Regions from separate parts of the Homo sapiens genome. Here region 1 is linked to region 2. A link is a loop called in an ENCODE intact Hi-C map of the cell type or tissue named here. Cell type or tissue: IMR-90. All regions are shown on one strand. Each heading gives the region's core, and the rest is flanking DNA. Links, peaks and the distances in the headings are about the cores only. Region 1 overlaps KAZN (kazrin, periplakin interacting protein). Region 2 has its middle 320 kb from the start of KAZN-AS1.

Evidence for each region. A loop is a pair of places that touch in the nucleus more often than their neighbours do. Peaks named below come from ENCODE experiments on the same cell type or tissue, not always from the same donor. Only the 100,000 strongest peaks of a DNase experiment are listed, where the experiment ranks them.
Region 1: a loop joins it to region 2, with 31 times the contacts of the local background. A loop is called at or near these places in 7 of 110 quality-filtered maps.

Annotation. Positions count from the first base shown.
Region 1 is chr1:15,043,034-15,049,805 of GRCh38, reverse strand. It overlaps KAZN (kazrin, periplakin interacting protein), which reads right to left. Exons shown (of 15, transcript NM_201628.3): 4 at 5,647-5,817. Among named protein-coding and RNA genes, the nearest start is that of TMEM51-AS1, 110 kb to the left of the region's middle. RefSeq lists an enhancer at 2,966-3,195. In IMR-90, for the core only: a CTCF peak has its summit at 3,091 (motif pointing right); a DNase peak (open chromatin) is centred at 3,135; H3K27ac peaks cover 266 bases.
Region 2 is chr1:14,092,243-14,099,014 of GRCh38, reverse strand. It overlaps a transcript of KAZN not described here. Among named protein-coding and RNA genes, the nearest start is that of KAZN-AS1, 320 kb to the left of the region's middle. In IMR-90, for the core only: no CTCF peak of the experiment used is centred there; no DNase peak of the experiment used is centred there.

The DNA of each region.
Region 1 (6,772 bases), core at 1,010-6,009, 950 kb before region 2:
TGATCCACCTGCCTCGGCCTCCCCAAAGTGCTGGGATTACAGGTGTGTGCCACCACACCTGGCCTATAGTTCTGATTTTATACAGGAGGAAACTGAGGCTCAGAAAGGTTAAGTCCCTTGTCAAGGGTCACACAGACAGAAAATAACAGGACCCAAACTGGGACTCTGCTAGACTCAAACAGCCCAGGCCCAGACAGATAGGAACGTCTGATTCTTGCAAAATGTCCTACTTGATGGAGGGGTGCTTCCAGTCTGGGGTGATTCTGCACTCCAGGGGACATCTGGCCATGTCTGGAGTCTACTGCTGTGACACTGGGGGGCTGGGGTGGAGGGGGTGCTGCTGGCATCTGGTGGGTGGAGGCCAGGGAAGCTGCCACACACCCTACAGAGCACAGGGCAGCCCCACCACTGTTATGTGGCCCCAAACGTCTATGGTGCCCTTGTTTACAGAGAGCACCGTAAACTGAAGAGCATTTCCCGTGCTGGAGAAGCCGCGCTCGTCAGCAGCGAGGTCCGTGTGAGCCGGGCTCCCAGGGACAGGACCAGTGTGTGGGGGATGCCCATGGTCTCAGGAGCAGGCAGCCCTGTCTCCCAGCCCCACATGTGACTAGGGAGGCTGGTGGGAAAGGCCTGTGGACTGAGGGAAGGCTGGTAAGGGAGCTGCCTCCTTCAGGCCATGGCTGGACTCCCGTCAAAAGCCTCCCGGCAAAGCCGTCACCCCATGGAGTACAGGATCGCCTGATCTCCAGCTCCGAAACCGTAAGAATACAGACCTCACTGGAGTGACTGCGCATGAAGACGGGGTGCTTCTTGGGGAGATGCAACTGTTCTGGAATTAGACAGCAGTGGTGGCTGCACAATGTTGTCAGCATGCTAAAAACCACTGAACGGCATGACCAACGACCCAGGACCAACGACCCAGGACCAACGACCCAGGACCAACGACCAAGGACCAACGACCCAGGACCAACGACCCAGCACCAACAACCCAGGACCAACGACTCAGGACCAATGACCAAGGATCAACGACCCAGGATCGACGACCCAGGATCGACGACCCAGGATCGACGACCCATGACCAACGACCCAGGACCAACGACCAAGGATCAACGACCCAGGACCAACGACCCAGGACCAGCGACCCAGGACCGACGACCCAGGACCGACGACCCAGGACCGACGACCCAGGACCAGCGACCCAGGACCGACGACCCAGGACCAACGACCAAGGATCAACGACCCAGGACCAACAACCAAGGATCAACGCTGGCTCTGGCCATGGAGGGGAGGCTCCTGCGGGGGCAACGGTAGGCTCATGTGGGCTCGGGCCTTGACATTCTAAGTTGATAAACAATATTTTACACATACACACACACACACACATACACACACATGCGGTCCCTTGGGGCCAGTGTGGTTACAGAGAAGTTGCTGTGTGGGTGGTAATGCCTGGTTCAATCAGGATTTAACAGGAAATGCCCCCAGCAAGGGTGGATGGCTGGGCAGGCCTCAGGGTGCCCACCTTCATTGCTAAATGCCAATAGAGGGCTTTGCTTCTTGGGAAACGTCTGCAGAAGCAAATGTCTTTTTGGCTTTTCCCCAAGTGAAGCAGCGAAGAGGGTGTGTGGGGCGGCCCAGAGTTGGCTCCTCAGGACATGGGGGGAGGGACGATGCCTGGATCCTGAGGGGCTGCTCACCCCTCACTTGGCACCAGCCTGGGCTCTTTCCCCAATACCTGCTTTCCCAGTGGCCTCAGTGTCACTGGCAGGTGTGAGCTTTGCCACCTCTGTGGCAGCACCTCAGGGTCACTTAAGAAACCGCCCAGCACCAGCAGCTACAGCCAGGACCCCTGGGTAAGGGGCAAGTAAGTGGCCCAAGATGGGCCACAGGGCACACTGCATGGACCTCACAGAGGTAAGATTTCATCAGAAGACAAAAGGGACATGTTCGTCCCCCAGCTGCAGGGGCTGCTGAGTGCACCATCCCCCCGGGCCTGGCTCCCCACCTCCGCAGCTGGGGGGCTTCTTTTTTTTTTGAGATGGGGTTTCGCTCTGTTGCCCAGGCTGGAGTGCAGTGGTGCGATTTTGGCTCAGTGCAACCTCTGCCTTCTGGGTTCAAGCGATTGTCCTGCCTCAGCCTCCCGAGGAGCTGGGATTACAGCTGCGTGCCACCACATCTAGCTGATTTTTGTATTTTCAGTTGAATCAGGGTTTCGCCATGTTGGCCAGGGTGGTCTCAAACTCCTGACCTCAAGTCATCTGCCCGCTTTGGCCTCCCAAAGCCAAAAGATTACAGGCACGAGACACCACGCCCGGCCTGCAGCTGCCGTGGCTTCTGCCATTGCTAAGCTGCGCCCTCCACCTCCCCACTGCACGTGTGGACCCTGACTTCCTTCCAACCCACCCTCTATGCTTCCACTGGCAGAGCAGAGCTGCTTTCTGTTGCTTGCAACCCAGGACTTAAGGCACCCCCCGAGGAAGGGTCAGCTGTGCAGTGGGGGAGCTGGGCCTGCAGGCAACACAGCCTGGCGGTGAAACTTTAGGCATGGCGGGCAATGGAGGGAACCTGCAGTCAGGTGGACACCCCAACAAGACTGGGGTCATCACAGCTCCTCGTGAAGCCCCTTCTCTCTGCCTCCAAGCCCTGGGTAGACACTGCATGTGCTGTTAACATGAACATAAACCAATCAACCTGAGTTGCCAACATTCACACGGGCAGATGCATCTGATGCCTGCCAGAAGGAGGCCAGAAGCTGAGTTTTCTTGGCCAGAGCGGAAACAGGCTGAGTGTCCAGACGCAGTGGGAGTGGAAGCCAGGGTGAGCTGGTTTCTAGGCCAGAAAGACCCAGGGAGTCCTCGGATGCCTAAGGCCAGGACTCCAAGGAAGGAAGACATATCTGTCTGTCCACAAGGCATGAGAAAGACCTGGGAGAACAGGGGCCTTTTCCTGGCCTGCAAGTTCAAAGGTTTCTTTCTGGGCTGCACGCAGCAGCAGGGCCTCCAGTATTATCAACCCCACTGGTGGGAACCCCCTGGACCCCAGAAGTCCCTGCAGCCGCAGCTTTTTCCTGCCCAGCAGTTCTCACCACTAGGGGTCAGCATTGGACAAGGAGACCTAGGCTAGGCCCACGGATCCTGCCCCGGCCTGTCCTGGGGCCTGGCCCTTAGTAAACCATCCTGCCGTGGTTTTACCACGTCCAGGAATCCAGGCCCGGTGCCAAATGCTTCTCCTGCTTTATTTCTTGGAAATCCTCACAAGAGCCCCACAAAGCACAGTCCACTCTTGAACAACGTGGGTTTGGACGGCATGGGTGCGTGGGTCTGATTATCGGCGGATTTTCTTCTACCTCCGTCACCCCGAGACAGCAAAGCCAATCCTTCCTCTCCCTCCTCCTCCTCAGCCACTCAGCGTGAAGACAACGAGGATGAAGACCTTGATGATGATCCTCTTCTTCCACTTAATTAATAGCAAATATATTTTCTCTTCCTTATGATTCTCTTTTTTTTTTGAGACGGAGTCTTGCTCTGTTGCCCAGGCTGGAGTGCAGCGGCTTGACCTTGGCTCACTGCAACCTCCGCCTCCCGGGTTCAAACGATTCTCCTGTCTCAGCCTCCCGAGTAACTGGGATTACAGGCATCCACCGCCATGTCTGGCTAATTTTTGTATTTTTAGTAGAGACAAGGTTACACCGTGTTAGCCAGGCTGGTCTCGAACTCCTGACCTCAGGTGATCCACCCTCCTCGGTCTCCCAAAGTGCTGCGATTACAGGCATGAGCCACCACGTCCGGCCTGATTCTCTTAATAACATTTTCTTTGCTCTAGCTTACTTTATTCAAAGAATACTGATATGGTTGGCTCTGGGTCCCCAGCCAAATCTCATCTCGAATTGTAATCCCCACGTGTCAAGGGAAGGACCAGGTGGAGGTAAGTGGATAATGGCGCTGGTTTCCCCTATGCTGTTCTCGTGATAGTGATAGAATGCTAACGAGATCTGATGGTTCATAAGCGTGTGGTAGTTCCTCTGCATTCATTCTCCCTCCTGCCATCCTGTAAAGAAGGTGCCTTGTTTCTCCTTTGCCTTCCGCCATGATTATGAGTTTCTGAGGCATCCCCAGCCATTCGGAACTGTGAGTCAATTAAACCTCTTTCCTTTATAAATTACCCAGTCTCAGCTATTTCTTTATAGCAGTGTAGGAATGAACTAATACAAAGACAGTACACGACACAGTGAACACACAAAAGATGTGCTCGCTGACTGTTCTTAGTAAGGCTTCTGGTTAACAGTGGGCTACTAGAAGTTATCTTCTAGGGGAGTCAAAAGTTATACATGGATTTAGCTGCGCAGGGGATCGGCACCCCTAAGCCCTGCGTTGTTTAAGGGTCAACTACATATGCCATTATCTCTGTTTTGAGTTGATGGATATGGAGTCCAGAGAGGTGAAGGCTCCTGCCCAAAGTCACACAGCTGGGAAGCACCTGGGGCTGGATTCGAACCCAGATCACATGGCTGTAACCACACCGTTAGCTGGCATCAGCACTCTGCAGGACGACAAATCCTCTAAGACTTACGTCCTCCCCCTTCCCCTACTCTAGCCACAAGCTCCCTGGATCTGCCCAGCCACCCTGTGGGGAAGGTAGGGTGGGATTAAGACTCCACTCCCAGCCCAGTAACAAGTAAAAGGCACTGAAGCCCAGAACAGTTGAGTGGGCAGCCCAAGGTCACACAGGAGCAGGCAGAACAGACCTCCAGGGCTCTCTCTCCCGACCCGGACCCTCTGTCCCCACACACAAAGGGTACGCATCTCCTGGGAAAACAAAGTGTCTGGAAGTATTTTGAGGGTTTGGTTTGGGTTAGGAAAAAATTATTTGTTTCCTTAATGACCCAAGTAAGACATTTTTGCTGCAAAGACATTTGAAAAGAGGCCAATAAACAAACAAAGAAATAAATAAAAGTTGCTACCACTCTGAGAGAATGAACATTAATATTTCCATGTATTTCCTCCCAAATATTTTCCTAAGCAAATATGTATATTTTAAACAAAAAAAATTTTTTTTCCTTTCCTTTTTTTTTTTTTGTTTGAGACAGGGTCTCACTGTCGCCCAGGCTGGGGTGCAGTGGCTCACTGCAGCCTTACCTCCAGGGCTCAGGCAATCCTTTTGCCTCAGCCACCGGTCTAGTTGGGACTACAGGCATGTACCAGGCCTGGCTAATTTTTTGGTAGAGATAGGGTTTTGCCATGTTGCCCAGGCTGGTCTCAAGCTGCTGGGCTCAAATACGATCCACCTGCCCTGGTCTCCTAAACTGCTGGGATTACAGGCATGAGCCACTGCACTAGGCCTTTTTTTCCTAATAGTAGGCTGGGGTGTGTGGAGGAGTGAGTGGTTTCCCAGCGTCTCCACACTCCCTGGGCCCAAGGCAGGTGGATAAAAGGCTGGCCCAGTCTCTGGGGGCATGGTCTTGGAGGGAAACTTATGATGCATTGCAGAAAGCCCCCTCCCGCGGCGGGCCCTGCCCCCTGCTTGTGTTCTGCTCTGCCCCACCCACCCCACCCTAGGTCTCCGATGTGAGTCGGTGCCAGACGTCCCGGCTCCCAGCACGGCACTGCTAGCAGATGCCAGGCCCACCTGGGTGGGGAGGGTTCTCACCATGGCCAGCTCGGCCTCCAGCTCCTTCATCCGGTTGTCCTTGAGGTCCAGCTGGGAGCGCAGTGCCGTGGCGTGGTCTGTGGCCTCCTTGGCTTGGCGCCGCAGCTCCCACTTCTCACGCTCCAGCAGGTCCTTCTCCTTGGCCAGCGCTTTGACCGCATCCTCGCTCTCCTGTGGGTGGGAGAGGGAGAGAGCACCGTGGGTGTTACAGCCAGGCTCCTCCTGGCCCAGGGATGCCTAGAGGGGGCCTAACTCCTAGATGGAAAAAGAAGTGGGGTCACGAGGTCAGGAGATTGAGACCATCCTGGCTAACATGGTGAAACCCCGTCTCTACTAAAAACACAAAAAAATTAGCCAGGCATGGTGGCGGGCACCTGTAGTCCCAGCTACTCGGGAGGCTGAGGCAGGAGAATGGCAGAACCTGGGAGGTGGAGCTTGCAGTGAGCCGAGATCGCACCACTGCACTCCAGCCTGGGCGACAGAGCGAGACTCTGTCTCAAAAAAAAAAAAAAAAAAAAAAAAAAAAGAAGTGGGGAGGCCCCATGACATGTGGCCAGGAGCTCTGGCTCTGTGGTGGGAAAGCCGTGGGCACGAACTCCAGCTCTGCCACAAACTAGCTGGAAGACTGGAACAGAGACGAACCCAGTAGACACTCATTAAACCCTTTTTTTGCTGCATGAATGAGTAAGTTGGCAAATGACTGCTTTGGGGAAGTCATTCTACCTCATCGAGTCTGGGTTCCCCTTATGTAAAATGGGGCAGGAGTCAATCCTACTTGTTTCAAAGAATTCTAAAGATTGAATGACTTCACGTGCGGGAAATACTTAACACAGTCTGACAGAAGTTAGGGTGCAATAGTTGTTCTGGGGCTTTGTTCTGTTTGGTCAATTGTGTTCATCACAGGGAAACAGGGTCAACAGTAAGGAGGCACCAGCGACCCCAATTGTCTGGACTGCCACAAGGTCCGGCCACCACTCCACAGGGTCACAGCCTGTGAGAGAAACAGTTGCTGTGTCCTGAATGCAGCACAGTCCTCAGCCGCTTGCCCCAGCCCCTCCCCAGGCTGGCCCTCCTGCATGAGCTGTTTTCTGTGATTGTCCAGGGAAGGGCCAGGCCCCGGCTGTGC
Region 2 (6,772 bases), core at 633-5,632:
AGCCCAGGCTCCAAACCCTAAACCCTGACCTAAGAGAAGATGGTAAAAGCCCTAACAGGAAGGGCTAATGGGCAGATGTGAAATTCTCCCCTCCCTGGCCTCTGAATTCCATGTGTGTGGGTGCCAACATGGGCCCCATCTGTTCCCCAGGGAGGGTGGAAGCAGAAGGCATACATGAGAAAACTATAAATTGAAGTAAATCAAAGGAATGCCTTGGGTAATGAAGAGCTGAAGAGTCCCAGGGCAGCCACACAGGGTTGGAATGCATGAGATGTTTGTAATAACTTAAAGGCATGGTCTCCAGTGGAGCTACTCAGGGAAGTCCAAATGGCCCCAACCCTACAGCAATAATGAAGGAGCAAATCTGGTAAAAGGAGAAACCAAGGGTAATGCAGTCTGGGCAGAGGGATGCTGGAGGGCATTTTGAAGGGGAGCCAGAGGCAGAAATATAAGAAGAATGGAGGCAATTCCTCAAACACCCTGGTTGCCCACAGCAACCCCTTTTCATGCAGTCATTTACATAATGTTGCAATTGTCACTTGCTGTTTGCCTTCTGTTGCAAACAGAGCTCCAGCATAAAGGAGCATACTATAGCTGCATAGGTTAATTCAACTCTCATCCACCACTGGCAAAATAAAACCCATTTAATCATCTACTTGACCATAGGGCAAAAAAACCCTGCTTTGTTTGGAAGAGGCTTTCAGTGGCAGATGCCCTCAAGCTAACCACATCCCCACCTTCTTAGTTCCAGGACTGGTCTGCATTAATGGACACTGGTTCTCTGAATATAAGATGCTAAAGTATAGAAGACACTTGAGTCAGAAGGTGAGGAAGCTGATGAAAGAGCTTCACAGATGACTGAGGCAGCACAAGGCAAGGGGAAGAGCTCCAGCCCTTTGCTGGCTGGGAGGACTTGGGCGAGTGACTCCACACCTTTGAACCTGTTTCCTCTTCGGTAAAATGGAGATAATAAAAAAAAAAAATCCTACCTTCCAAGGTTGTGGTGAAGATTCAATGAGATAACTCTCCAAATGGCTTGGCATATTTATTTTTATTTTTGCTGTTACTACTGACACTATCATGGCATGCTAATATTCCCAAAGACAGCACTTTTATGTCCAAGAAGATACAAGGAAGGTGAGCTCTGGGCTCATCTGGGGAACTGATTCAACTTCTTTCCCTGAATTTACTGATGGTTTCAAGTAGTTTAACTGAATTTTTCTGAATATTAAGATAAAAGCTAGTCAAGTTAAGCATATCTGAGAGCCAGATTGAGCTAACTAAATGAATATGAGAGGCAGTGAAGTATTCTATAACAGGTTCAATTCACAAGATAAAGAACAAACCAGATATTCACTGGTGAATGTTCCCTTCCCAACAACACACACATACACACACACACCCCTCACATACATTATTCTGTAATTGCAGGCTGTTGTCTACTTTCATTACTGACTACGAATACAATGCCTTTCAGGTAGATAGAAATCCTTTGAACCAGAGCAATCAAATTTCCTTGTGTCTCTCATTTCCGCCATCCATATTAAAGGTCACTCTATGGTCCAGTGTGGCTACTGTAGCTCCAGCCATCACACTAACATTCCAGGCAAGCAGGGAGTGGGGAAAAGGCAGGCCTTTCCAATGGCCTTTTCACTTTGTGACATATGCTTTAGGCTACAGGGAGCATGAGGCCAGTGTGACTTCTCACCTGGACTATTGCAATAGTTTTCTATCTAGGTTCTCTGGACTATGGCAATAGCTTCCTATCTAAGTTCCCTGGACTATGGCAATGGGCTCCCAACTAGTTTCCCTTCTTCCTATGTCTTTCTCCAACCTAGCCTCTATAGCACTCAACACAGACTCAAGTCAATCTATACTTTCCAACTTCCACCTTTACAAAACTTGCCCCCCTAGCAGGATCTCTCTTCCCCTACACCTCTAAAGGTCAAACTCTCACTATCCTCTACAATGGCATTTTGCCTGACCAAAAGCATCACCTGGACTTTCAGTAAAGGCACAGATTCCTAGGCTCCACCTTAACCACTGAATCTGAATCTCCGTGAGAAAAGCCTGGGCTCCATGTTTGTGAAAGCCCTGGGTGAGCTTCTGAGAAACATTCTTTAAGGTAGAGGTAGTTCAACTGTGATGCACAACAGAATCTCCATTAAAATACAGATGCTCCCTGTTACCGTTTTAAGGAGCGTTGAAGTAGGCCTGGGGATTCACTCAAGTTTTGAACAAACTCCCCAGGCAATGATCTCCAGAGTCTGAGAACCTCAGCTCATAAGTCTCAGCTTAAATCCTGCCTCCTTCTTGAAGCCTTCTCCAATAAACTGGAACTCAAGTGCCCTCTCCTATATTCTGAGGGTTGTTCTGAGAAATAAAGAATTCCAACAGTGCCTGGCACGTAGTAAGTGCTCAATAAATGTCAATTCTCCTGATCACTTGAGATATTGTCACCATTCTCCTTCATGCTCTGACTACAGAACCTATCATTGTCGATCATGCCTCCAAGAAACTTAAGCAGGTTCGGGTTTTGTCAGCAGGTGGTGAGCCATGGAAGGCAGGCACCTGCACCTTTTCCTAAACATCAGTGTATCCTCCAGGGCATCTGGCTCACTCTTAAGCCCCCGGGAGGTGCTCAGTGAGTAGCTGTAGCATCAGTTGAAAGAGGTGGTATTTTCTGACACATTCGTTGTGAATCCAGAGTAATTATTACCCTTTATACCCCTGGTTGCAGGTCAAAATGTCCTGCCTCTCTCTGAATCCACTTTTATGGGACTGTTTCTATGATGAAGGCAACTTCATCTTTTAAAAAAATTATGTAAATAATATGTGAATATATAATTATTATAAAAATAACACAGATAAAGTGAAATTACCCCTTGATTATTGCCTTCTTATTCCAATCTTTTCTATCAGATATAAACACTGTTATTAGTAGTAGACTGAGCCATATGAAATTGCTACTATTCTACCATTTTTAGCCTATAAGAAGCAATTTCATTGACTCAACAGATTGATATGCATCCTTTCAGAACTCTCTCCTATGCATAGGAGATTTGGTGATTTTAAAGCATGACTATAAATTATTTGATGCTCTTGCCATTACAGGACGGAGTCTATGTCCCATCCTTCTGAATCTAGGTGGTCTTATGCTTGCTTTGACAGTAGAGTAGCATAAGTAACATGATTTTCAAGGCTAGGTCATAAGAGACCATGAAGCTTCTGTTTGTTTGCTGGAACATTCACCCTGGGAACCCTGAGAAACCGTGTAAGAAGTTTGAGGCTGCAATCTTGTGAGGAATCCCAAGCCACATGAAGAAGCCATGTGGCCTCAGTTGACACTCCCACCTGAATCTAGCCTTTGAGTTTTCCTAGTTCAGGGAACAGACATGTATGTGAAGAAGCCTCCAGATGATTCCAGCCCCCTGCCATTTGAGTCAACCTTAAGCCTTTCATGTCTTCCAACCTGGATCCCCAGACATTGTGGAGTAGAGAAATCCACTGCATCCTGTCTGAGCTCTTGATCTGTAGAATCTGTGAGCACAATAAAATGGGTGTTTTTTCATGCCACTATGTAGTAGATGGTTTGTTATATAGCAACAGATAACTGATATAGTAGGATAACACCTGCTTATGCAACGTATGTGAATTCAGCCTATACAGGCTCAGAAAGAAAGAATAAAGTAAGAAGAAAACCTATTTAAATAACTAGAACAGGTGATTCCTCTCCACGGCATATACCTAGATGAGAGTGAGAATGAAATGGGCCATGTGGCTCTCCCAGTGGTTCTCAGCCAAGGGAAATACTGCCCCCTAGGGACATTTAGAAATATTTGGAAGACTATTTCATTGTTCACGGAAGGGAATGGTGATGGTACACACCCAGGGCCAGAGAGGCAGGGATGCTAAACATTCATCCTGCACAGTGTTGCCCAGCATAGAATTGTCCTGCCCTACATTCTTAGATACCTGTTGGGAAACACTATTTGGTCTCAGCTTCAGAGGGCCTTGAATGGGGTGAGCATCCTAAAGACACAAATTTCTTTTTATTTGAACATTGCGGCCCCCAAATGCAGGCTGCCATCTTCATCTGGTACTTGCAGAAACATTAATCTGCTCCAACACAGCAGGAAACAGAGCTGCATTCCACCTAGTAAAGATGGAATGTCCAACCCTGAAGTGCCTCTTTTCTAAGGGATTTTAGAAATAAATGTTGACTGTGTCCAGCTGTCACTGTGCTCACTGAATTGTGTAGAAAGAACCTCTCTCCCATGTGATATTCACTTCCACTACTAGGAAATAGAAAGATTCCATAAATACAGATACATAGAAATATATAGATTTTGTGGGGTTGGTTTTAAAATGATAAGTGATATTAACTTGTCATATTACTTCTAAAATTTTTAAATTTGCAATATATTTTTTGGAAATTTTTGTCTATTAGTACATAAAGATCTACTCAATTCTTTTAAGGTGCTGAACAGTTGTCTATTGTGTGGATACTGTGTAGTTAATTTAAACATTTACATATTAATCAATAATTAGGCATTTTTCCCTAGGCTTTTGTAATCACAAATAATAACACACTAGTGAAAAACCTTGTCCTTGAATTTTTGACTTACCTGAAGGCATTTCCTTGGGATAGGTATCCAAGTGAGGAATTGCTTGGGTGAATATTTATAATCTTAATATAGCTTTCCAAATTGCCCTCCAGAATCGCTGAACTATTTTCCATTCTCATCAACAGCGTTTGAGGATATTAGGGCTCAAAAAAACGATAGTAAAGGCCTCAGAAGCAGCATCAGAAGGAAAGTATCCCTTTGACCTTCTCCTGCCCTCCCGTTTCTCACTCCTCATTCTCCTCCAAGGCAAGCCATAAAAGCTAGAATCCCTCTTCCCCAAGGCAAGTCAGAGAAACCAAAACCCCCTTTCCCCAAAGCCACCCGTAATACCTAAAAATGTGACTCCAGCCTCACCGCACCTTTCCGTGTTACAGCTGGCCATAAAGAAATTTAGATTCTCATTCCAGCAGGGTCCTACCCCATACCTGGGAAGAAGAAATGCTACCACAGAGAGGCCAGGATGAATCTGAACAGACAGGCCTTGCTAGGATTTCCCACTGAGTCTATTACCATCAGCTCAGATCTTTTCTTTTTGTCCAATCGCATTTCTACCTGGTTTACTAGAGAATCTTCTTCATTGAACCTAAGCATAAAGCCAGGTGGCCTTCCCTTTACTTTTGGGTCTTCAATCTGAAGACTTTTGTGTCATGTAAAACTATGATCAAATAAATTGGTTATGGCTTTTCTTCTGTTAAACTGTCTATTGTCAGTTTTGTTTTTGTTTTTTTTTCAGCAGACTTAGACTCAAATACTCAGAAGGCAAGTTTGAACTCCCCTACAAGAATGTCCCAATTGTCTCAGGGCTTTTCTTGGACAGTGAATCTAAAGTCTTAGGAAGTGAAGCAAGAGGAATCTCCTTACCTGTCATATCAGGCAGACAGGGAAGGAATTAGTTCAAATGAATTTAATTTAGTAACTATTTAGCATATTCTATTAAAAAGCACTTTATTGAGAGGTCTCCAAGATGAGACAGCCTAGTCTCTATCCTTAAAGAGCTCTCAAACTCTCCCACAAACAAAATGTAAATGATGACATTTGAAACGGAGTAAGATAGCACAGGGGTTGGTGGTCCAGGACTCCTAAAGGAAAGAGAGCCAGCCATGGGTCTAAGGAGCTATGAAGCTTTTCTAAAGCAGGTGTGCCCCAAACTGCAAAGGATGGAGGGATTTAATTACTTGATGAGGATGAGGTACTAATTTCTTGACGGGCAGTGGCTGGTGTTGGGGCACAGAGACATGTGGCGAGGGAGAGGATGCAGAGGTGGGTCAGAGGCAGATGGCACACGCCATGGGAGCACAGTGGACGTGTATCTGGCACAGCATGGGGCAGATGCAACAGGGACTTATGGCTTGATAACAGAGTACGAGAATAAGAGAAAAGGCACCACAGGGGAAGGCTGAAACCCAGGCAAGTTCTTGCACTATCTAAGAACATGCATAGCCAATACTGAACCACAGAATGTAACCAGTTCAGAGAGATAGCTCCTAAATACGATTATTTCATAAATTGCATCTTTATTAACTTTAATAGCACAGAAAAATTAATTTCACAAAGTACATTACACAACACTTACTTGTAAATCAATGCAAAAAATTGTAGCGTTGGACAACTACTCAACCAGGAGATAAAAACAAAAGGGGAGAAAATAAAGGACAAAATAAAGGTACGTTTTCTGCACAAATAGATGGTTATAGTGTCTGAAATTCCTTTTTCAAATATAAGCCACATGGGTACCAGTGCGTGTGTGTGTGTAAGGGTGTGTATGTACATACATATGTATATATGTGTGTATATGTACATATATGTACATACATATGTATATATGTGTGTATATGTACATATATGTACATACATACCCCTACACACATACATGCAGTGGTACACATGTGAAAATATGTGTGTGTTGTGTGTGTGTATATATATATAATTTATTTATTTATTTATTACTGTTATATATTATACCAATTATATATTTCTTATTGTTAAGAAAATAATAGGCCGGGCACGGTGGCTCACGCCTATAATCCCAGCACTTTGGGAGGCCGAGGCGGACAGATCACGAGGTCAGGAGATCAAGACCATCCTGGCTAACACAGTGAAACCCCGTCTCTACTAAAAATACAAAAAAATGAGCTGGGCGTGGT